Regions from separate parts of the Homo sapiens genome. Here region 2 is linked to region 1. The links are chromatin loops, found by intact Hi-C in ENCODE. Cell type or tissue: thyroid gland. All regions are shown on one strand. Links, peaks and the distances in the headings refer to the core of each region. The heading gives the core; the rest is flanking DNA.

Region 1 (12,153 bases), core at 1,683-9,682:
CCATTACGATAACTTCCAAGAAGCACTGGAATTCACTTCTGGTCCTCAGGTTTGGCTACACTGAACATGATGCCACAGAATGGCTAATGACCAGGACTTAGGATGTTCTAATGAAAGGATAGTTGTTTTTTTTTTTGTGTGTAATGTTTGGTAGTCTTCAAACTAGGTGAGTTCCCCCATGCCAGTTGGCTCAAATTTGTCTTTGTTAAGAGTGTTAGTTATCCTATTCAGTCCCATAGGCATAAAACTGGGATAAAATGATTTCACTGTGGAGCTGAAATATCAGCATGAAATAGAGTACTCAGCCATACAAAGTGACTGTCTTATAGGGACATAGAGGGAAAGCTCAGTATAGAGCTCTGGGACATGCAAAGGAAACACCAGGGTGTGCAGGATGCTCAAGAGGTCTGAATGGCTCTCACTATACCTATAGAAAGCAAGCATGGCTGAGCTGATCCCAGAATATTTCCTGGCTACTGCTCCCTTGAGCATATAAACCCTTAAAGATAGGACGGCTACAATAAAAAGGCCATATTATCAACAAGTGTTGGTGGGGATATGGAGAAACTGGAACCATCACATACCTGCTGGTGGGAATGTCTAATGGTACAGCCACTGTAAAAAAACATTCTGGTAGTTTCCCAAAGGGTAACTATCAAGTTACCATATGACCCAGCAATTCCACTCCTAGGTATATACCCCAAAGAAATGAAAACCTAGGTCCACACAAAAACTTGCAAATGATTGTTCAAAACAGCATTATTTACAGAAGCCAAATATGGAAACAACCTATATATCCATCACGGGTAAATGGATTTACCCATTATGGGTAAATATAATTATGAATGGGTAAATAAAATATGGTGTATCTATACAAGGAATATTGTTCAGCAATAAAGAGAAATGAAGTACTGATGCATGCTACAAAGCTAACGACTCAAAAGTGTTAGGTTAGTTGAAAGACACTAGTCACAAAAGACCACATATTATCTGATTCTATTTATACGAAAGGTCCAGAATAGGCAGATCTATAGAGACAAAAGGTAGATTATTGGTAACCTAGGACGGCTTGGGGTGAAATGGGCAGTGACTGCTAATGGGTACAGTATTTCCTTTGGAGTAATCAAGATACTATAAAACTGATTATGATAATGGTTACACAGCCCTGCAAATATGCTAAAAACCATTGAATTTACACTTTAAATGGGTGGATTATATGCTATGTGAATTATATCTCAATAAATTTTATTGACTGTTTTATTAAGAAAAACAGAAACAAAACAAACATTAGAAAAGTTTCTGTTGTTTAAGTTCTGCTTAATAGAGGCAGCCTCTGCTAGATTTCCCTAGGGCTTATGGATGGCAAGTGTCAACAGGAGCTGAGACCACTGTCATCTCTCCAGTGACCTCTTCCAGTGGCTCCAGAAAGACCAACGGACCAACCTGTTGTCTCCAGAAACAATTTAACAGAATTGTCAGCCAGACTCCACAGCCAAGAAAGCAATAGCCCTGCAGGTATGTGTACAACGCATATGTGTAGGCAGCACAGATTTTCCTGAAGGCCAAGTCCAGTTATATGATATCATTTGGGAGGGCCACATGTACATTTGCATCTGGTTTGCATCTAATTTGGAAAAGCCGACATAGATCATGTGCCGTATTATTAGGTAATTTTTCAAGTTTGGAGTCTCAGAGTTGCTCCACTCAATTTGTTCAGTGGATGGACTCAGTTATTGACTGATGAATTACAGCTTGCTCCGGGGTTCCTGGCCTAGGAGGGGCAGCCTGTGGTCATGCAAGCTTTCCTGTTCTGTGTTCCATGCACACACAAGCCAAGCTACCATTGTGGGGCAGCTCTTATCCCATGGGGGGAACCTCCTTCTCACTAGCTGGCCTCTGGCATGGAGGAGGGAGGTGCATGGGTGCGGATGAAGTGGAAGGAGGCCCACTCTAGCTGATCCCCTTCCAAGCAAGGCCTAGATGGAGGGGGCCTTCCAAATGGAACAAAAGGGAAAATGACAGAAGAGAGCAAGCATTTCTATTTATCTAAACACAGGATCAAGATGTACAGTGGGAAAGTGAAATTATGCTGCAATTTTGAAAGTCATCCACTGAAGATAAACTCTCCCTTCAAAGGAATTACTCATTTCACTCCATCATGATACCTCAGGGTCTATCAGTATTCAAATTTATTAAGCAATAACATGCAGAATGTATGATATAAAGGGCCTGTGTCATCACACATTCCCCACGCTATTTTTTTTTTTTTTTGCTAAGTCATGAGAAGTGCAGCAAGTTAAAAATCAAACAAAAATTAACAAGCACACACACACAAGATGGAAAATAAATCCTCCGTGGAAGTTACTATGAAGCAGGAGGCTTTAGAAAGGAAAAACACAATCTCTGACTAATATGAAGGAGACTCCAAATTGCTCTTGGCAACAATCTCTCAACCCGATTCCCCTCCCTCTATTCATCTCCACAGTTCCCAGCCAAAGGAAAATAAACTGAACAGCTCTCTCCCTGGCCCAACCTGTAGGGCTGCCTGGCTGAGCAAGGGCTGAGCAAACAAACATCCCCATGCAATTATACACCTGTGTAATTGCTGTAAACACTGGGATAGCCAGCTGGGTGCTCACGGCCCTTATCAAGCTGATAATCTCAATATTGGGGGAAAATGCCTTTATTCTGGCAGCACGACATCAAGGTAGTATGCAATATGATCTTGTGACCTCAAACCCAGGATTTTTTTTTTTTTTTTTTTTTAAGAAAAGGAAGTAGAAAAAAACTATTCTTCTAGCAGAAGTCGGTAACAATTCTGGGGAAAGAAAGTCCCAGAGCATCACTCAGATGGGTAATAGTTTCAAGGCAAGATTTATCAGTTCACCTTCCTCACAAAAGTGATAGTTAATTTTAGAGGTAGTTATCTTAAACCTATTACACCATTCAGGATGGAAGGAGAGTTAACAGGCCAAACGCCCCAGATTATTTATGGCTGCTCTGTCTCAAACATCCATCCAACACCATTCTATTAGGACAGATATGTCTGGTCAGCTAAAACGAAGGAGGACAGGATTCTCAGGAAATGGCATTGTAAGTGGAGATGTAAGTGGATGAAGGGTCTTTCAGTTGAGTCCTAAAACCGCCCCGGAAGGCCAAAGTGAGCTGCTCTGTGAACCATGTACGGTCTAGAGACTTGGGTTCTAGTCTTGGCTTTGCTACCAACAAGTCCTGTGAGTGTAGACAAGCTTCCCTCCCCAAAGGTAAGGGCAGGCGCTTGAAGCTAAACTCGAGTCCTATGAAAATGCCATCCTGGCCACTGAGGAAGTGGGCAGATGCATCAGCAGGGTGACACCCTGGGACAGTTCTCAGCCCGGCCAGCACTGATCCAGAGAGAGATGCCAGTACTCTCAGAGACTGTTTGGGCCTCTTCTTGTCATCTCCAGCTGGCATGTGCCAAAAGTGCAGACTCTTCGAAACCCACAACTGTAAACCCTAAATGAATAATCTGAACAGCAGGGGCTCAAACAGCTTCCTGGGCACTTGGGGCAGAGGCTGACTGTGCTGTGTGCATTCCACTGCATCCCCTTGAACCAGGGACAAGTCCTGGTGACTGCAGCATGGAGACTCCAGTCATTCTAACTTCCCCGCTCTTTCCTCTCCTTCCTTCTCCCTCTCCTCCTCTTCATCCAGGCCTCCTGCTGCTGCTTCTCAACAGCAATGCTTCCCAGGCTCCTTCCCAGGCTCCATCTCACTTCATCCAACCCTTTGAGGGTTGCACTATTACTATTACTATTACTATTCCCATTGACAGAGGCCAGAGATCTCGTCTGATTTCAGTTACTGATGTATGCCCAGCACTTAGCATGGTACCTGGACACATACAGTAAACAATACAATAGCGTTGAATAAATGACTGATTGTTTAAAAAGAAAATGACATTAAAAAAAGTTAATATTAAGTGTAACACATACTATTTTCTGTTGTACTATAATTATACCAAGGCGATTCCTGTCTCTGCAGTTAAAGTGTAAGATTCTAAAAGACGTGGGGTACAATGAGTGGCTTTCAATCCTGCCTCTGCTACTACCTGGACAATGTATTTAACCCATTTGGGCCTCAGTTTCCCCATCTGCAAAGTGGGGCTAATGATTCATATCTGATGTGGCCTAATATGAGTCTTTTTTGGGAGAGTGGGTTCTTTTTCTATGCAGCCCAGGTTGTGCCTTAAGGGGGGAGGACCGGCACTGGGGCTACTTTTCTTTCCTGGAGTTTCACCCAGCGGGGGTTCCTGAGCCTTTCTAAGCCCAGAGAGGATTTAACTGGGTGAAAGAAGGGGAACGGAGGGAGTGGAGCTGAAACTTGAACCTGGCAGAGCCTTTACCACCTCCAAGCCAGCGCGCCCCTCCCCCTTCCAAAAAATCTTCTATCTCATCTGGAGAAACTGCTCGATTGTTTCAATCACTTCCTTTCTATTTTCAAAATTCCGCATTTAGAAGAACTGGAAGTGGTCTGCCACTAGCCGACCAATAAGTCGCTGGAGTGGGGCTTCCTTCTGCGCGAAGCTGGGTACCAGCTATTAAAAGAAAGAAGGCAGCCGCCCGCTGCCCACCCGCCTGCCGGCACAGACACAGCCAGGACAACGGAAGCCAGGAACAGAAAGGAGCGACCCTGGAGCCCTCACCACAGAGCACGGCGTGGGGGACCCGACGCTGGATGCTCCGCGCGGGGTGGGCGGCGGGCAGGGGGGCGTGGGTGCTGGGTTAGGGGGAAGCTCTCTCCATCGTCCTTCCCAGGCCAGCCCCGCGGCCGCTGCGCCCGCCTGCAGGAACTCAGGCGCTCCAGTGGGTGACGCCGGCCCGGGCGCCCGCGGGAGTGGGGACGCACGGGGTCAGTCCTTTTGCGCCACCCACACCGGGCCGTCTCCGGAGCTGAGAGACTATAGCTCGACTCGCCTGCTCGGGTGGGAGTGCTCCCCATCCACTCACCCCCAGGTTGGAGTCCAGGGAAGAGCCCCCCACCCACCCAGCTCAGCGCGCGATTTGAGCCCAGGGACCTGACAGGGCTCCCGCCGCGCGCCTAGCTGGACTTCTGCCAATCGCTCCTTTAATTTCTGCCCGTATCGCCGGCCCTCGACTTTTGCCAAGTTGCCATGGCTTTTGTCCCCCCTCCCTCCCGTCCCCAAGTTTTGCATCTGACTCTCAGGAGGACCAAGCATTCTTGGGGGAGACAATTTAAACTACCAAGGTACACCCGCAACTCCCTCTCGGAGTGCCCTTACGTTCCTTCGGCTGGCCCCTCGCCCCAAAGGAGCCCGCTGGCGTGGGCCGGCGGCAATGGGGCAGTGGCGAGAGTTGCTCTCTGCAGAGTTCCAGATCCTCTCTCCTATTTCGGAAGAGGTGCGTGGCCCCACGCCCCGCAGGAGCTCCGGCGAGGCTGGGGGAGTTGAACGCTTTGCGGACGCCGCCACCCGCGCCAGCCAGAGCCGCCCCGCGGCCACCCGGCCACAGGGTCCCCGCAGCGCGTAGCGAGAATGCCCGCAGCGCTCTCCCGGCCGCCCGGAAGGGCTTCCTCCCCCACCCCCTCCCCACGGCCCGGCCGCTGGGCTCCCCAGAGCCCCGATCCTAGCCCAGAGGCGGGCCGAGGCCGCCGCAGACCCACCTGGCCGCCCCGGGGACGCCGCGCTCGTGCCCGGGCCGTGTCCTGAGCGCCGCCAGGGTCCCGGGCTGGGAATCCACGCGGCCGCGCTGCTCGCGGGAGCCTGCCGCAGCCGGCGGGAGGTTGTCATTGATTCGTGCTGGGCGAGTTAAGCCATTCCAGGAGTGGTTTTGAGAGAGCACTCCCTCCCCACCCTCCAACCAGAAGTATTTGGCCGGGAGCCCCTTTGGTCCACCTGTACTGTTAAGCGCAGGACAGGACGATCTCACCACTCGCGCGTTACGCTTCACTTTATGACACCAAATTAAGATCTTTGGAAAAGGTAAAGCAGAAATAAAGGCAAGGGCGGTGGAGGAGCTTTTCTTTTCCCCTCTTTTCTTCCGGGTTCCTCCGTTTTGTTTTTTGTGGGTTTCCCCCCACTCTCCTTCTCTAGTACTTCACAAAATGACTTACCACTTATCTCAAAGCAAGGGAGGCTTTTTATTATTATTGTTTTATTCAATTCAGCGTGTCTGTCTTTTTAGAGGCAATTTATTTCCATTTGCCTGAAACCTAAGCCCAATAAAATTACTAGAATTATATGTTTTCTCCTTACAGGGTCGTGAGTGTAACTTAACCAAATCAAACACTAAACAGCAATCCTTTAAGTAACAAAAAAAAGAGGGAGTGCAGGAAGTAACCACAGCACTGCAGCTCCCTCCTCCGTTGGAGATCATGAGACCTTGTGGGTGGGACCCACAGACACCCCTTCCCCTCGAACAAACAGACATATCACGCAGGCTGACTCAGAAATGCCAACTGGAGATTCCGGCAGTCCACACTGGGGTGGGCCAGCCACCAATCACAGAGGTGTGGCCAAACACCCTCTCCCAGGCCTTTCCTTCAAACCTCACACAAACCTCTCCTTCGAGCCTTCTTGAAAACTGCCACCTGGGAGGCTCTGGCCAGCTGGGTGCTGTCAGGCCTCTTTTACCCTGGAACTGACTGGTCACCTGGAGGAAATAACCATTTAATGCCTTGATACCTCTGCTGACTGTTCTCAGAAATGGGGGAAGCGCCAGGGGAGTGAATCTTTCCTGTTGATCATCTTACCCCGGTGCCATGGAAAATAAGCACAAAACAAGAGTCCAACGAGGTGCTTGGCCTTCCATGGCCTCTGCCACTCTTCTCCGGCAGGCCATGAGCCTTAAAGGATCCTGAAACCAGAAGTAAATCTCAAAGGTGCATTGGCCATGAAGGTCCAGGGATGAGGCTGTGCTTTGCAGAGCCCCAGAAAGATGGTTCAGACAAAACTATCTCCTCCAACAGGTGCCCCTTGCCTGAAATTCCAATGTTAGAGATTCATTCCTTCTCGGGGTATGCCCTGCAGGGAGCCTGCCCCAGAGAGGCAGGGAAACTTGTGTCAGGAAGGCAGGAAAGGTCGGGTCTCTCTCTGTGGTTCCCTCTAAAACTGTAAATACCCACCGCTGCAGGCAGGGGAGCAGGCATTTCCACAATAGACTAGAATGCATCTGTCAAACCCTCCATGCTGTGGAAAGAGGGCTGTGGACTGCTGCGTGAGGGGAGAGAGAGGCTGGGCAGCCAGGATGTGGTGGGGAGAGGCTGCTAGGTCAGGGAATTGGGTGCTGAAGGGAAGAAGCAGGGGTGCTTCATCAGAGCAGGTGGACAGTTTCCAAGATTGGATGACTCCATAGCTTTTTATCAAAAACCAGGTACTCCCGGAACACCCAAGACAAAGACTGAGAAGTCAAATCCCTTTGTCCACAAAGGCACTAGTTAAATATCCAATGAAGCATTAACTCCACACTCCACTCCCAGACCCCAGGAGGTAAAGGTGCCAACACATGACCTGGATGGAATCAGTATGAATCCAGAAGTGTTTGCTGTGTGCCCGTAAAGGGTTTGCCTCAGCGGCCTGGGTGGAGGTGGGGTGGGTGCAGTGGGGTGCCAACCTCGGAGCCTCTCTTCTTGTGGGGCAGATAAAGCACAGGCGGACTGGAGAGTGGGGCAAGGTGCATCCAGCACCCTGTGGGTGCATAAGGAACAGGGCAGTGCTTTTGCAGAGCAGTTAGTAAGGCAGGCTCACAGGGACAGGGCTACAGGAGGAGTGGGGCTGGGCAGGCCTGGAAGATGGTGCTGCAGGGAGCAGGAGAGGAGGGCATGTCAGGTGCGGGAGTGGAGGCAGGAGGGGGAGTCACTGGGGAAAGCCAGCAGCTGGCCTGGTTCAGAGGGTTCACTCAGTAGTTAAGAAAACAGGAGGGGGTCTATGAGGTAGAGCCAGTTTATGGGTGCAGCTTCTGGCTGAAAGGAGAGAGTGCAGGGCAGAGCCTTGTTTGGAGAGGAGGAAGGATGGGAGCACCTTTTCAAACCCAGCTGGAGCGGGATGTGGGAGGGAAGCTGTAGGGAGGGGTGCACAGAGTTGAGGTGCCCAGCCCAGCTTACCCCCAGGCGGCTCCTCCTAGCCAGGGTTCCAGTCCCCGGACTGGAAGGAGTGTCTGGGTAGGCTATGGGTGGTGCCAGGGCCAGTGATATTGCAGCCAAGAGCCTGGGGAGAGCTGGCTGCTGTCCAGCCCACCGGCTGGGTCCTGCAGTGGACAGTGAATGCCACTCCTCCCTCCCCCTAATCACTGTGTGTGTGTGCCCTGCTGGGACACACCCTTCAGAATGGCTCTGGGCACAAAGTGGGGAGCCCCGCCCCACCACCCCTCCAGCCTCCCTCGGTGCCAGCTGCCTCCTGGGAACAGGAACATAAAGCAGTCTTAGTGAAGTGGGTGGGGAGAGAGGGCAAGGGGAGGCTCCCAAAGCCACCCACAGAAGGGGCTCTGGATGCACCAGACTCCAGATCTGAGTGTGCATTTCCTTTTGGGCCTGGATTCCTTCCTAGGCCCTCTTTGGCCTCCTCCTCCTCCTCAGCTCCCTTCCTCCAGCCCTAGCCCTTCTCAGCCCCCACCTCTGGCTCCCCGCCTTCCCGGTTCAGGTCAGCCAGAGCACGTGGAAGCCCGCTGGCTTCACACGGCAAGCCTGCCCTGACTTTCACAGCTGGCTCCAAACTCAACAACTCACTCATGTTCCAGTGAGGACGAAAGCTCCTACTTCAACCACCGAGCATGGCTCAGAAAGCTAAACAGAAGCACATAAGCAAACATGCTACTGTCTTAACTTGAAACCTCAGCAGGGCCTAGTCATCTGCTGGGGTTGTAATGTAGGCACACAAACAGCTTTGTGCCCACAAGCACACGCAGATACAGAGTGTCTGCACACACGTGCATAAAGAGGCAGACACATGTATGAGCTCTGTGATCTGCAAAGAGTATACTAATATTGACTGAGGGCCTATGCCCTCACTCTATGCAACCACGCTGTGGGGTAGATCTTGTTATTTCCTCCATCTTACTGATAAGGAAACTGGAGCTCAGAGAAGTTTTACAACTTGTTTAAGGTCACACCGCCTGACATATGATAAAATTGGACATCACACTGCATCTTTGTGACTCTGGTGACTCAAGGCAACCTGGGGTTCAAGCTCTGGCTCTTTGGTTCATACAATTGGTTCCCTAAGGGGCAGTGTGGTTTGCTGATGCATGCCTCAGTTTATCCATCTGAACAAGCAGGGTAATGACTCTTCCTGAACCCAAGAGGGTATTGTTAGGCAGGGGGAGGCTGAGAGGGAGGTTGGCCTTTGCTAGAGTGCTGAAGCAAGTCATCCTAGAGGATGTGCAGACATGGGAATGAGTGATACTCAAGCCAGAAACTCAGCGCCACGCTTGCTGCCTCCCTGTCCTTCCTGGCCCCCACCCGCGCCCCCAGCCAAACCATCCATCAGCAAGTCTGTCTCCAAAATAGAGCTCGAACCTGCCCTCTTCCTGCCACCTCTGCCACTGCTGCCCTTGGCGGAGCCTCTATCCCCTCTCACCTTGACTTCTACAGGCACCTCCTAACTGGTCTCTCTGCCCCATTCCTGTTCTGCTCCTTCGGCCCAACGCCACACGACTGCCAAAGCAATCCACTTAAAACAGGCATCTGGTCCTGTCATAGGGCACTCACATGCACTTTAGACTATTCACCATAGCCCTCAAGGCCCTTCTCTCGCCAAACTCCCTGCACCCCATACTGCAATCACAGATAGGCATCCCCCCCGCACCACCCCCCCCACTGTTCCTTCTCCTTCCTGCTGTGGGACTTGGCTTATGCAAATTTCCCAGCCTGAAATGCTCCCCCAACTTTGGGTCTTGCAGGAATGTCACCTCCTCAGAGAGGCCTTTCCTGACCACATAGATAAATTAGGATCTTGTGCCCCATTATCTATTTCAGACCCTTGATCAGAGGATTCATGCTCGCATTGATTTTTTTATTTGACTGTCCCTCCCACTAGAATGTTGGCTACTTGATGGCAAGGACCCATGCATCTTTTCTTACTGTATCGTGCCTGGTATGTCACTGGCCCCAGGCAGGTATGTGTGGTACAGGTGTTTATTGAGAGAATCCTAGATCTGGGAAACAGAAGGACTGGATCTTGTCTTGATGAAATTCTTCCATTGTAGAGAAAATTCGTGAACTGGGCGGGGGGGAAAGTAACCCATAATCTCATCACACTAGGTAGGCTAATATTTATGGTGTCACGGTGGCGTGGGCAGCGGGTCAGTCTTTCTCTCGCTGGAGTGAACATTTCACACCGCATTTAACACAGGCTACACTTGTCATTCCTCCTTGTACTTCTTGGATGCTTAACAAATGTTTAATTAAATTTTGAGGAAAACTGAAAGAAAATGGAACCAGCTCAAGGGAGGAGGGACATGCCAAGCCTCTTCCTTCGTGGCCCCTCTGGCTTCCTGTCCAATCACAGGCTATGACCTCACCGTTCTGAACTCCACTGTTTGCATATTAGCACCTGTGGATTGTAATGGCATGGCTCTATCACTTTCATCCACAGATCAGATTTTATTGAAATGTATTAAATGCCAATTTGAAATAATAATGCATTGCCGTTTAGCATTGAGAACAGACAGGGAGCCACGAACTGAAGCTAAGCTACACTTTAACAGCCCTTTATATGGTCACCGAGTTTACCCAAATCTGTTAGTTGCCAAGGCTACATACATTTCTGCCACTGTGTGTTAGGGGGGCAACCCAGCCATTTGGAACCTATCGGCCATTTGCCAAACTCCATCAAACTCCTCCACTTCTTCCAGAACATAATGGTGATCCAGAGAAATGGAGTCCTTTGGGCTTACTGGCCTTTGGCTGCCCTGTCCTGCAGGGGCTGGAAGGCAAGGGCAAGGAGCTGTAGCCCCAGAGGGAGGATTGGGGGCCAGCAGAGCCTGCCTCCCATTTAGGAGCACTGGGAGACCAGCCGGTGCTTGTCTGGGGCCCTCAGGAACCTCCGAGGGGGAGGTGTGGGCCAAGCACAGGGTGCTGGGTTGTTCTCTCTGTGGGAAAGTACCCTGCCAGGCTGGAGTGCAGGGCAGGACTCCTAGCCTGGCTGGCTGCACAGTAGGCTGTGCGGGGTCCCAGACCTCTGCTCACAGCCTGAGGGCCCCAGGGCTGCCAGGGCCTCACCCTCCTCCCAGACTGTATCAGGTAACACCATCAGGCACCCACTGTGGGAGGAGGGGAGGGTGCCAGGCAGGAGCTTCAGCTAAGCCTGGCTTGTGGGGAGGAGTTGGGGTGGCTGGGCCTGTCACCATGGATCCCAGAGGAGGAGGGCTTGGTCAGAATTTGGCCAAGGTGGGATAGTGGCAGGAAAGGGGGTGGCACCACTAGCTAGGGGAGGCAGATTCCCTCTTGTCTTCCTTCCTCCCTCCTTCCTTCACTCCTCCCTCTCTCCCTTCTTGACTCTTCCTTCCTGTTCACCTTCCTTCTCCCTTCCTCCTCCTTTTGCTCCTCTCTCCCTTCCTTCCCTTCACAGGTATGTACTACCTATTCTGTGCCCCACACCACTCCAGGCTTTGGCTATAAAGTGGTGAACAATCCACGTGGTCTCCACCCTTATGGAGCTGACCTTCTTCTAGCAGGGGAAAGATAATAAACAGATAAACATCTACCATGAACTCAGGTGGGTGAGTCCAGATCATTCAGCCCCATCCTTAGGCAAACCACTTTTCCATCTCCAGCAGCCTCTCATCTCATTTGTTCCCCACCCTCAGGGGCCAGGAGCAGCATTATAGCTCCCATATACAGTGAGGAAGTGGGGTTGAGGGTGGGGAGGTGACTTGCCTGAGGTCACACTGGGAGCACAGGTGGAGCTGCTGCAGTGGAACCTTGGCCATCTGCCTCCCAGGGGAGTGCTTTTTTCTTCCTCCAGCAGGGTCACCGGCACTTACCTCCAAAGCAGGGGAAAGATTTAATTCTGTGCTTCTAAAGACACTTTCTGTTTTTAAGAGAACATTTATGCACAGAAAACTAAGAAAAAAATGCACTAAGAACCTCACCCTAGGACAAACAACTAATTCACCTTATATTAAATTACCACTTACTGTGTGCAAGCCAGGATCCCTG
Region 2 (12,153 bases), core at 1,273-9,272, 86 kb before region 1:
GGACTGCTCAGTTGAGCATCTCCTAAATTCCTGATCCACAGAAACTATGAGGCAATAAATGTTTATTCTCACTTTAAGCCACTACATTTTTGTGTTGTTATGCAGTAATAGATAATAATCCAGTGACATCATTTCACAGACACTATAGATTTGTGATATTTATCATAATTTTCTGGCAGATGGCAGTTAAATGTCTCACCTTAACAAAATCCGTGTATTACAACAATGTTTTGATAGATGGAAGCAAATGTATTGAGGAAGTGACACCTTTTTCTAATTCTCACAAAGCCACCCTGTAGGTAGCAGGGTCCTGACCCTCAAAGGGGTCTTCCCATCTGAAAAGACTGTGTGTAAATGAAACGACCCTTCCACTGTTAAGTAAAAAGCCAAAGTCAGTAAAACCCCAGGAAATTAGTTCTCTATGGAGAGCCAAGTTTTCTTGCTTGCTAAGGGCTTATTCCTTTAGAGATGAAAATGTTTTAAAATGCTTTTCAGGGAAAATTCCCACCATTCCTTAAACTTTACTCTGCCTTTTAAAATAGAAGAGCTGGAACCCGTTAGTCCACGTGTTGGTGATCAGCGTCCCACTGTGATAACCATCCGAGCACTCTGAGAAATGGCGTGTGGTTGTCCTGTGCTAAGTGTGGATCTTCTGTGCTTTGAGAGCAATGTCTACTTGCGACTCACAATCAGGAAACCACAGCTGTGTGACTTTGGGAGGCCCTTCCACTTCTCTGGACTTCTGTCTCATCATGTGATAGGATGGTTACGAGAAATCTGATAACATCATGACCATGAGGAGCCAGAAGCGCAAAGTGGATCTGACGATGGGGACAGAACCCACCCTGTGACCCTGGACTTGAAGGCTGGTTTTCCCAGCAGTGACTTCTCACTGCGCCTTGGTTTGTGGCCTTTGTTCCATTCCTGGAGAAACAGATGTAACCATGGTAGCTCAAGGCTGTTTTTCCAGGCAGGAGACTAACCTCAGTGGCAGGGATTGGGAGGGGTGAGCTGCGGTCAGGAGGTGAGGGCTGCCACTTGCTGTTTCATTGTCTTTTTGGGAAGAAGTGTCCCCACCCTGCATGCTGGGAGCTTCCCTGGTGACCCTAAGATTCCCATGCCCTGGTGGGCCAGTAGACAGCAGTGTCCCAAAGGGGATGTCATGCTCCTGCCCCCATGCCTTCCATCCCTTTGCCTCCCATCTTCTAAGCTAAGGCAGTTCTGTCTCCAAGAATAACATGCACAAGGAAAAAAATTCCACACACACACACACACAGACACACATGAGAAACAAAACAAAACACTCAACAGCTAGAAGAGGCTTGATGTGAAGTATGAACCTTTGGTAGGAAGGAGCTAGAAAAAAAATAGAGATGAAAATAAAGGAGAAAGATGGGAAGAGGAGATGAGGAGCTCAGAAATGGAAGAAAGAGGTTAAAGAAGAATGCAGGCGGGTTGAAACCTTCTTAGATGTGGCCACTATTCCAGAGGACATCCCCTGGGCCTCTGCCTTCAGTGGAAGGTTCTAGAACCCGGGTAAGTCCAAGCAACCCTGTCTGAAAAAATGGCACTTCCCTCTCTGGGCCTCAGTTTGTTCAACTGTAAAATGAGAGCATCTGTCCTCTCAGAGAGAGACTGTGCTCCCCTCTCTCCCTACCAAGGGGCCAGCAAGCTAGTGAGCTTTTGCAATAATAGCTACCATTTATTGAATGCCACTTGTCACGTCAGTCATCACACCTCTAATCCTTTCTCAAGCAACACAACTCTGAAAGATATAGATTTTTATCAGCACCTCCAATTTACAGATAATAAAACAGGTATGGAGAGGGCAGGTAGCTTGCCCATTGCCACCCAGCCAGCCAATGTCTGAGCCAGGATTTGAACCCAGCTGCGTTTGATGCCAAAGCTCATATTTGTTCCCCTTCACCATGCTGCCCCCTGGGAAGTCCAATTCAAGGGCAGGGGGATTTGGACCCTTCCCCTGGGAGGCTGACTCTTAGTCTAGGGGTTTAATCAGAGCCAGCCTGGAAAGATGAGCAGAGGGGGCTGAGACCCAAGCTTGCCAGGTGACTAAGGAGTATGGAGTGCAAATGAGTGGTATGGGCAGAAAGGTACCGATCCCTGTGGGCTGGGGGTCAGGGAAGGCTTCTAGGAACAGGGGCCTTGTCTGAGCTGTGAAGAGTAGAAAGCATTTTGTTGGGCAGAGGGGGCAGGAAGAACATGCTCTACATCATTTGAATCCGGAATGGATCTGGAGAGCTTTAAATCCCTTCTGAAAATAGGCTTAACCTGGATTCCCCAAGTGGGATCAAACAAATTGTCCTCAGCTGGTGCTGACACTGTGCCTGGAGTTGACTGAGGAGGTTGAGGGTGAGGTCCCCGCTCTCAGATAGCCTGGGCTGACATCTTCGCTTCACCACCCCATGACCTGTGGGACTTGGTAATTACCCTCCTTGAGCTGGGTTTCCTCATCTGTACAATGAGGATGAGTTGCCATGAGGATCAAATGAGGTAATGCACACAAATTGCCTCCTGATATGTAGTCAGTGCTCAACCAATGCTAGCAATTGTGAAGTCCAGGAAGGATGCAGACATCTTATGGGTGTTTTTGCAGGGATGGGGCCATAACAGAAACCAATTTGCCTTCTGCACAGTTTTGCAGAGATCTACGCTATTGAAGACACTCCCTGAGAAGGGTCCTTACAGGCTCCCAGGGCTCTCCCCTGGCATCTGTTCGGAGCATCACCATCTTCTAAGGTTTTTTCATACCTCCTTGTCTCAGGTACTTCTAACCCAAAGAGCTTGGCAAGGCTGGTACAAATTTTACGTCCATTTTACAGATGAGAAAATTAGGCACAGAACGAAGCCCATGCCCCAGGCCACATGGCAAATCAGTGTCAGAGCTAGAATTAGAACTAGGATGTTTTAACCCATTTATGCCTAGTGTTCCATTATTGGAACACTAAGCTTGTGGGAGTTATTTATAGCCTACTGCTCAAGGTCATCGCCAAAGTCTGATTTTTCACAAAAAGATTCTCAACCTCTTGCATAAATAGGTTAATGCCCAAGCCTGTGTCCCCTCTGTTAGACCACAGTGCCCCCAACTAGGTGCAAGCCTGCCTGGCTAGTAAAGGACTCGTGTTCTAGTCTTAGTTTTACTAGGAACATGAAGTGCTGGTGTAGGCAAATTATATACTTCTGCTGCCTCAGTTTCCTTATCTAGGAAATGGGGAAGTAATTGCATGGATCTCGCCGAGTGGTATGTGAGTGGAATGAGTCAGCCTGAGGTTCCAGGCACACTTGGGTTATTTGGAAGTCCCATTCCCCCAGTGAGATCACCTGCTTCAAGGCAGGGTCTATTTCTTGTATTTCTGCATTACTCCCAGGATGCCAGCAAGTAGGAACATGGTAGACACTGTATGAATGAGATTGGTTCAAATAAACAAAGGGGATAGCTTTGAAATCACAAAAGGCAGTGGGATGGCCCCAGCCCTCTGCCGTGGGATACCTGACATTTGAACAGAGCCCTATCATTCATAAGGTGCTTATATTAATTCATTTCATTCTTCTGCTGGTATTATGATCCCTGTTATGGTAATCAGAGAGGCTAAGTGACCTGCTCCAAGTCACGCAGCTAGAAAACAGCAGGGTGGGAACTGGATTTCTGCTTGAGTCCCATTGCTTTCCTGCCCTTCAAGAATAGAACTGTTGGTGCAATTCTATTGCTATGATCCACAAGTCTGGTGCCTCCCTGAATCCTGCTCAGCTCAGCAAATCTGGGCTCAGGATGGTGGTTCCATCTGCCAAATCCCCAGGGCAAGCTGGCCCCAGCCAGCCGACTCCCACTATCCCGGAAGCTGTCCCCACCCAGTCTCCAGCCTCCACCTCCTCCCATGCCCAGGCCTGGAGCTTCACAGCCACCTGGTGGAATTAGTGGCTGAGGTGGGGGTGGGAGGTGTGCTGCATGGGGTGAGAAGGGATGTGGATTTCCTCTCCAGATGTGGGAATGAGGTTGGGCAGCGGCTACCTGCGTTCTTTGAGCAGGTCTTTACTCGTGGTCTGTAGGCACTGAAATCCACAAAGGGGTGGTGGGTTAGGGCAGGATAAAGGGTGGGAGACCTGGCCCAAGCAGCTGGCCAGCCCTAGATCTCTGCTGGGCACACCCACCCAGCCCTTGGCAGTTTCCCCAAGCAAGGTGGTCACACCCCTTGGCCCTGGAATGCCCCTGGGCCTTGGCTGCCCCAGAGGCTGGAACCAGACATGTGGGCTGGGAGGCTGGGCAGGGCTACTTCAACTTTTAGCCTGTGCCCTGCCCGCCACGAGCACCCCAGGCAGAGCGCCCACACTGGGTAAAGCCGGCCCCACCTGCTCTGCCACCCTGCCAGGACACGCCTAGAGCCCGCAGTCCCCAGCTGAGCCTGGCCCACTCAGCCCCTCAGGGTTTCTGTGCGATTTGCTCTGAGCTTTCTTCCTCTGCTAAGGGCAATGGCCATCCAGGTGTTCCCTTACAGCTGGAATGCAGGCCCTTCCCACCTCACACAATTGTGCACCCCCTCCTCTTTCCCTGCAATGTCCAGCCCCCTTGACAAGACAAGCAAGGGCCCAGAAGAGGCCAGACCCAGGAAGCAGGCACCCCTGGGTTCTCATCCCAGTCACAGACAGATTTTCTCTGCCCCTACATCTAAGGTCTGAGTTTTTTTTCTGCAACCAGTCACTCAAGTCTCTGCTTCATGGTTCTCTGCTGAAACCCCCTGGGTTAACAATGCCACATGCCTGTTGAGCTTTACTTTCAGGAAAGCTTGTTCACAGGCATTTTTCTTCATGTTTTCCTAGGATCCCTGTGTACATAAGGAATTATTTTGCCTATTTTGCCAACGAGAAACCTAAGCTCCTGCTGGTGAATTGATTTGCCCAAGGTCACAGAACTGTGTAAGTGACAGAGGTCCCAAACCTCCTGCTGGTCACCTAGGCTCTGCCCCCTGTATGAGGCTGTATCCCCTGTTGACCTCCAGCCCCAACATCATCGCCACCTCTTCAACCCTTTCTCCATCTCCTCTACACCAGCATTGGTTTGATTTTATCAGAACAAGGTCTAAGATCCCCATAGAGGTTTAGAGTAGGGCAAAAGCCAGGGTGCGCTTCTCTAGGCTGGACTTGAAGGGTACCGAAGAGCGTAGCCCAAGGGATGGGCAGATGGGTGAGGAAGAATGAGGGGAAGCCTCACACCTGGGCTTTGGGGATAGAAATGGGTGTGGGATTCAGGCTGAGGGTACATGAGTGTCAGAGCTGCTCAGTCACACCTAGAGGACCCCCTTCGTCTATGTAGAGGCTGCCTGAGGCCTCTGGGGCAATCTGAAGTGGATGTGCCAGGACCACTGCCCTCATCCCCTCATCCAAGGGGTGGCTTGGAGCCTTTTACCTTTCAAAGCACTTTGACCTCTTTGGTGGCAGGCCAGGCGGAATTATGCCTATTTGACAGATGAGGAAACTAAAGTGAAGGTGAGGCTAAGGTCACAAAGTGATGGGATGAGAGTGGGGGCGCTCGCATCTTCCCTGAGGCCATTGCTTTTGCTAATGCACCATGCAGGGGACTTGCAAGAAAGACAGAAAAAGTGGGTTCCCTACGGGGCTGCCTGGCCTCAGTCACAAAGTGAGGGCTCGTTTCAGTTTGCTAGGGTGCAACTGCAGGGTCAAGAGCTGGCGGGACACACCAATGGAGAGGAGTGCCACCGCAGATGGCTGGCACCCTGGCCGGGTTGGCCATGGAAGTCTGCGGCAGGCAAATCAAATGGTGCCCCTTCAAGCTGTTGTTCTTTAATTATTTTTTCATCCTTTATTTTCTAGGGGGCAGTGGGGGGAGACTTGTTTTCTTTTAAGAAAAGTTGCACACCTCTTTCATGTTCAAAATAAAGGATTTACTACTTGTGTTTATTACAGGCGATTTCCTGAGCCAGAAAACTTCTTGGGAGGCTTATTAAACCTTATTAAACCACTGAAAATTTAGATAATAAAATAAATCACTCGTCTCCCATAAACAGCACTAGGCCACGCGTTACTGAGTTTCATACTCCCAATGGCCTCAGGCTGCCTTCACAGGAGATGTCCCCTTCTGGTGTTGGATGGCTCCCTGGAGGGTGGGGCTGTGGTGGAAGGGTGGGACAAGCATCAACCCATGAGAGCACTATTCTTTGTAGCCATTTCTGCCCAAAGGGGCCATCTCCTCTAGTAGAGTGGAAATGGTTTAGATTTTGCTAGTTATTGAAGAGGTTGTGTGTGGATAACTGGGCTAAGTGGTACCATATTTTGACCCTTCCTGGGGATATTTTGGCATCTGTTCTAGAAGGCATTAAGGTGCTCCACAGCTGGCTAGCCTCTGAGTGTGCTGTCTGCATGCCTCTTCTACCCACGTGCCAAGGGCTCCCAGTGCTGTGGGTAGGGCTCTGGAAGCTGAGTCCATTGCTGCTGGCCCTGGGGACTTTACACCAGGCAGAAAGGAAAGCAGAGGCCAGGTGAGGGGGCCATAGTTGGAGCAGAGAAAGGCCGGGAGCATGAGGAGCAAAGGCTGGGAAGTACCCAGGTGTGCAGTCAGCAGACAGCAGGCCAAAACCCTCTGGGGGAGGAATTATAGTTAAAATCCTAGCTCTGCTCTGCAACTGCTTCATGTGACCTTGAAGCGGCCGGGTCCCTGTTTGAGCTTCAGTTTCTTCTTTTATATAAGACTAGCTGGTTGTGAATGTCCCTTGCTGCCCACACATGAATCCATTTCAATATTTTGGTTCCAGGATAGATCCTTGGATTCTGAGGTCATGCACAGCTCGACTTCAGATGTCTTGGGGCTGCTGCATCTCACTTTGGGTTTCCTGTGACCTTGACTTTGCCCTCTTTCTCCTCCCACCCCCTTCACTTTAGTTCTCTCTGGGACCCTGCCAAGTTACACAGGAAAATACATGTGAACACACGTTGGACTTTCAGATGACGAGTGTTCTACAAGGTCAAGGTGGGGTTATTATTTGACCACAGTGAGTAGAGTGATGACGACTCAACAGGTTGGTAAAAGTGCTTGATGCGTCCCTTCCGCCTGCCCCAGAGGAAAAGTGAGGAGGCAGCTTCCATGTCTGTCTTCCCATCGCCCCTACAGTGGCCAAGAATGGGCATGGAGTTGGGAGCGGCCGCTTCTGCAGAATGTGCACAGATTCATTACAGACACCCCACAGGCCTTGCATGCGCGGGTTGGGGAATGGACAGGAACACAACTCATTCTCCCATAATGGTGACTTCAGGTATGCTGCACAGAGACACAGTAAACAGGTGATGGAAGGACCAATTCTGAGATTCCTTCACCTTTGACTGAATCAAACTGGTCACTGAGATGTACTCTGGGTGCCCATTAGGTACCAGTCGCTGTCCTAAATATTTTACATTTATATTTATATTTATATTTGCATTTATATTTCTCTCATTTCATCCTCTCAAAAACCCCATGAGGTGGCTACTGTCATCATTATCACCCCATTTTTCAAGTAGGGAAACTGAGGTAGAGCCGAGGCTTGAACCTAAGCAGTCAGGTTCCGGGTTTCCTAAGCAGTCTGCAACTGTCTCTCTCAGCTACTGCAGTATTTACCCATTTAGCTAAGTGCTGGAGAAACATGGATGAAAGAGATGGAGCTCCTGGTCTTAAGAAGCCACAGAAGAGTGGGAGAGACAGTAAAGACAAGACCTAAAATGAGTGCTAAGTGCTGGTTCATGGAGGCAGATGGGGTGCCTGGGGTCAGAGGACGGGGACTCTGCTGGGCCCAGGAAGGGGACTCCTCCAAGGAGGTGAGGCCCCCAAGCAGCCAGGGATGTGGGGCAGGGGAAGGACAACATTTTGGCAAAGGGATTAGCTTGTGCGAAGGCATGCGCAGAGGCTGAGTGAGGATGGCACATGCAGACAGGAATGCCAGGGAGTTTGCGGTGCTGGGTTCAAAGATTTAAGTTCAACGAATTTAGAGACAGGCTAGTCTGGGAAGCAGAGCAGGGAACACTGCAGCCCACCATGTGGGAGTCTTGGGCGTGGGTGGGACGGTGAGGCAGGGGCCTCATGAGCATTGGAATCCTTCCGCGAAGGAAATCAGGGAAGGTTCTGGATAGGAGAAGAATCTCTTGGCGCTGTATTTGAGGAAGGTGTCAGCAAGAAGCAGTCCTGGAGCAGGGAGGGAAGGGCGGCCGGAACCAGTTAGGAGATTGTATCTCCTGACCCAGGAAGCCGCTCTGCATTATTCACGGCCACTCCCCTGCCCTTCTCTACCCCAGACCTCCATGTGGGATCTGGCCGGGGAGGAGCTGCCGTGGGGGGTGGCAGCTGTGGGAGGAAAGAGGACAGAGTCACATGCCGAGGACTCATCACAGGTGTAAGATGTCCTGGTTATGCCTCAGCCCTCGACAAACACTCCTGCCTCCCTGCTGTTGTCTACCTCAATTTAGAGACGAGGTCCAGCCAGATGGCCTCAAAGATCCCGGCCCTGCCTGTGTTTTTCAAAGGAAGCCAAACCTCAGATTTGCCTCAGAACTTGTACTTTTCTTCTAAGCAAACGCCGTCCACCACGAGAACCGCCTGGCATTTGGCTGGGAAAGAACAAACTGGAAGCTTGCAATTTCCAGGCTTAATTGCACAGTTCCTTATAATATTATTATATAGAACTTTTATTGCACTGAGAAAGCCCAAGCGTTTCCTTTTCCTATTTATACCTGAGCCCAGTCTCTCCTCTGCTATCATTTCCTCCCTTGCCCACTGCAGAAGCTGATGGCTGTTTGGTTCCCTTTCCAAAGAGAGGGCAATTAGGATGTGAGTTGGAAACTCATTTGTCCCCTTTGGTTGACTCGTGGAATATCAGTCAATTACCACATGTTATTGATCACTCACCATATGCTTGACTGGGCTTCATGCTGTGTAAGTCTATAGAAAATACCTGCTTTAGAGGGGCTTCTGGCTTCACTGGGCAGGTAAGAGTAACCCACAGCAAAATATCTCAAAGAAGTAGGAACCAATAAAGAACCTAATGTGGGGCTGGGCATGGTGGCTCACCTCCCAAAGTAATCCCAGTACTTTGGGAGGCTGAGGCGGGAGGATCATTTAAAGTCAGGAGTTCAAGACCAGCCTGGCCATCATGGTGAAACCCCATCTCTACTAAAAATACAAAAATTAGCTGGGCATGGTGGCAGGTGCATATAATCCCAGCTACTCGGAAGGCTGAGGCAGGAGAATCGCTGGAACCCAGGAGGCAGAGGTTGCAGTGAGCTGAGATTGCGCCACTGCACTCCAGCATGGGTGACAGAGTAAGACTCAAGTCTCAAAAAAAAAAAAAAAAAAAAAAAGAACCAAGTACGGGCTGGGTGCTACAATCAGGAATATGGAAGCCAGCAAGTCAGAGCTAGGTGTCTGGGCTGAACGGCTGTCTGGGGAGGGAGGGCATCGTGGAAAGCTGTGCAACAATGCATCACAAGTGCCCGCTTCTGAATGCAGCCTGGGAATCCAGCCCTCCCTTTTGTGCTTTGTGAGACTCTCAGGAGACAGGAGCCTGCCTTCACTCTCCTGATATTTGCTCCCAGCCACAGGAGCCCAGCACCAAGGACTAGACTTTCCCGACCTAAAGGAAGAATAGTTCACCTGATTCAGCACCTTATAGAGTAGCTACCCTTTCCCTCCACCCCAACTCGACCCCACTGCAGCTACCACCGCTCGTCGTCTTGCTCTGCGATTTTTGGTTTCCAGACCATCATAAATTTACAGTGAAAATATTCTCAAGGCAGGAGAATCTCCCCATCTCCACCCTGGACTGAGGAAACCTGGCAGATCCGCTGCTGAGCTAGGACGGGCTCAGGAATTTCCTCACACCTAGAAGGTCGGCTTCCCATTTGAAGTCTCAAGATCAGAAATGTTGAATAAGAAATACAAGGTTAAAAAGTAAAAAGAAGAGTTGGCAAAAAAGTCATTATTTGTGGATGATATGATTGGATACTTTCCTATACAAATAACAGACAAGTTCAGAAGTATATTAGGGACCCCACTGACTTGGCAACAAAAATAGAAACAACACCTAGGAATAAGTTATTAAGAAATGTGTAAGATCCATACAGAGACTGTTTTAAACATGACTGAAGCACTCCTTAAGACTTAAGTCAATGGAAAGATACAACTCGTATTTGGACAGGGAGCCACAATACCATAAAGATGCCAATTTCCCCTAAATAATTTAATAAGTGCAATACAATCCCAATAAAAATATCGGAATTTCTACTGAAATTAGATAAGCTGATTCTGAAGTTCATATAGAAAAATAAGCATTTAGGAATAGCCAAGAAATTTTTGAAACAGATGAGTAACAGAAGTAGGGGGACCAGCCCTACCAGATATGAAGACACATTAGAAAGCCATAAAAATAAAATATTTGGTACTGGATCATGAACAGGAAGACAGATCAATATAAAGTCACGGGCAGTCCATAAACAGACTCACATAAATTCATGTAGGTATGAATTTAGCATGTAATAAAGGTGGAATTTCAATTTGTATTTTAAAATGGATTTTTCAATTAATGAGATTAGAACAACTAGGCAACCATGTAGGAGACAAAACAAAACAAAATAAAACTTGTATCCCTTCCTCACTCCTTACACCAAAACAAATGATACATGTAGCAAAGCTTTAAAAGTTAAAAAAAGTAAATAAAATATTGAAGAACTACTTTATAATTGCAAAGGAAAAATATTTTGCTAAGATAGAAAACCCAGAAGTCATAAAAGATTTGTTAAATTTGACTAAATAATGATTTAAACATTTATGTACATCCAAAATTCCATAACAAAATCAAGACACAAACAAACTGAAGAACATATTTGAAACATATGATGAAGGGCTAATTTCCTTTATATAGAGAGAGACCATGTGTCACCAAATCAGGAAAAGACCTATAGTTTATTAGAAAAATTGTCAAAAAAAAAAAAAAAAAAAACCAACCCATGAACAGGAAGATCATAGAAAAATAAATATAAATAGCTTTTAAGTGTATGAAAAATGCTTACCATCATTCAGCATTAAAGACATAAAAATTAGATTTCAAGTTTCATCTACCAGATGGGCCAAAAATAAAAAAAATTCTGATAACTCAGCAATTACCCTTATAGATATATATCTTGCAATTTCACTACTGCCATATGTTCAACTTACATATAGGATTATCTCTGTGGCATTGATTCTATAGCCAACAATTGGAAGTAAACAGTATATCCATCAATAGAGGCTTGCTAGATACATCATGGAGTACTATGCAGCCATTAAAAAGAATGAGGCATATCTGTATATTGATACATAGAGAACTATGTCTAAGATTTATCACTATGCTGCATGGTTACCAGGTTTAGAAAGAAAAAGATGACCATGTGTACATACTGGTTTGTAGATGCATGAATTAAACTGTTAGAGCCTTCCTACTGGAGAGGTTGGAAGGCTGCCAGTGAGGGGTAGAAGGCAGATTTATTTTCCTACATATACTCTTTGATAGTATTTGAACCTTAAAGCCATTATTATTAAAAATGCTGAATGATCTATATTTTCGTCCTTCTTTTACAGACTTCTAAATTGTCTTTGACATTTTTTGTAATGTCTGATGCCTACTGATTTGTTCTGGGGCCTTCAGCTACCCATCTCAGTTTTTCTGTCTGTAAAATGGAATTAATGACACTGGCTGTCTATCTCATGGGTGGCTGTGAGGCTCAAGGGAGAAATGGATGAAAACAGGCTCTGGCTGCCATCAGGTGCTGTAGGATTCAACTGCAGGACATTAGAGGTGGCCCATGTTCTGCCCAGCACCTGTCTACTGCACGGTAATGTCCCCGTGGCCACATAGGCAAGCTGTGCATCACAGCTGGGTTCTCCAGTGATGGAAGAATACATGACTCCAGTTATCTGTTAGTTCAACATTTACTATATAGCACCAAGGACACAGGTGCTAGGAAGAGCCGTGATGTTGTGTCAGCACCATCTGAGCTTCAAGAGTATGGCTGCAAATGATGATAATCACAATAATGAAAATCTTACTGCTTTCAGCTAACCACTTATCTCACATATAGTAACTCATTTGTTATTTGTTATTCTTGTTTTAAACATATGGCCAA

What was found. A loop is a pair of places that touch in the nucleus more often than their neighbours do. Peaks named below come from ENCODE experiments on the same cell type or tissue, not always from the same donor. Only the 100,000 strongest peaks of a DNase experiment are listed, where the experiment ranks them.
Region 2: it touches region 1 in a loop (2.1-fold over the local background); 7 of 110 quality-filtered maps call a loop at or near these places.

What each region holds. Positions count from the first base shown.
Region 1 is chr18:48,131,346-48,143,498 of GRCh38, forward strand. All of the region lies in intron 3 of ZBTB7C (zinc finger and BTB domain containing 7C), which reads right to left. Among named protein-coding and RNA genes, the nearest start is that of ZBTB7C-AS1, 25 kb to the right of the region's middle. RefSeq lists an enhancer at 7,693-8,192. In thyroid gland, for the core only: CTCF peaks have their summits at 4,827 and 9,521; DNase peaks (open chromatin) are centred at 5,876, 7,496, 8,276, 9,676 and 3 weaker places; H3K4me3 peaks cover 1,859 bases; H3K27ac peaks cover 6,142 bases.
Region 2 is chr18:48,046,080-48,058,232 of GRCh38, forward strand. All of the region lies in intron 3 of ZBTB7C (zinc finger and BTB domain containing 7C), which reads right to left. Among named protein-coding and RNA genes, the nearest start is that of ZBTB7C-AS1, 110 kb to the right of the region's middle. RefSeq lists an enhancer at 8,127-8,627. In thyroid gland, for the core only: no CTCF peak of the experiment used is centred there; DNase peaks (open chromatin) are centred at 4,282 and 6,418; H3K27ac peaks cover 3,740 bases.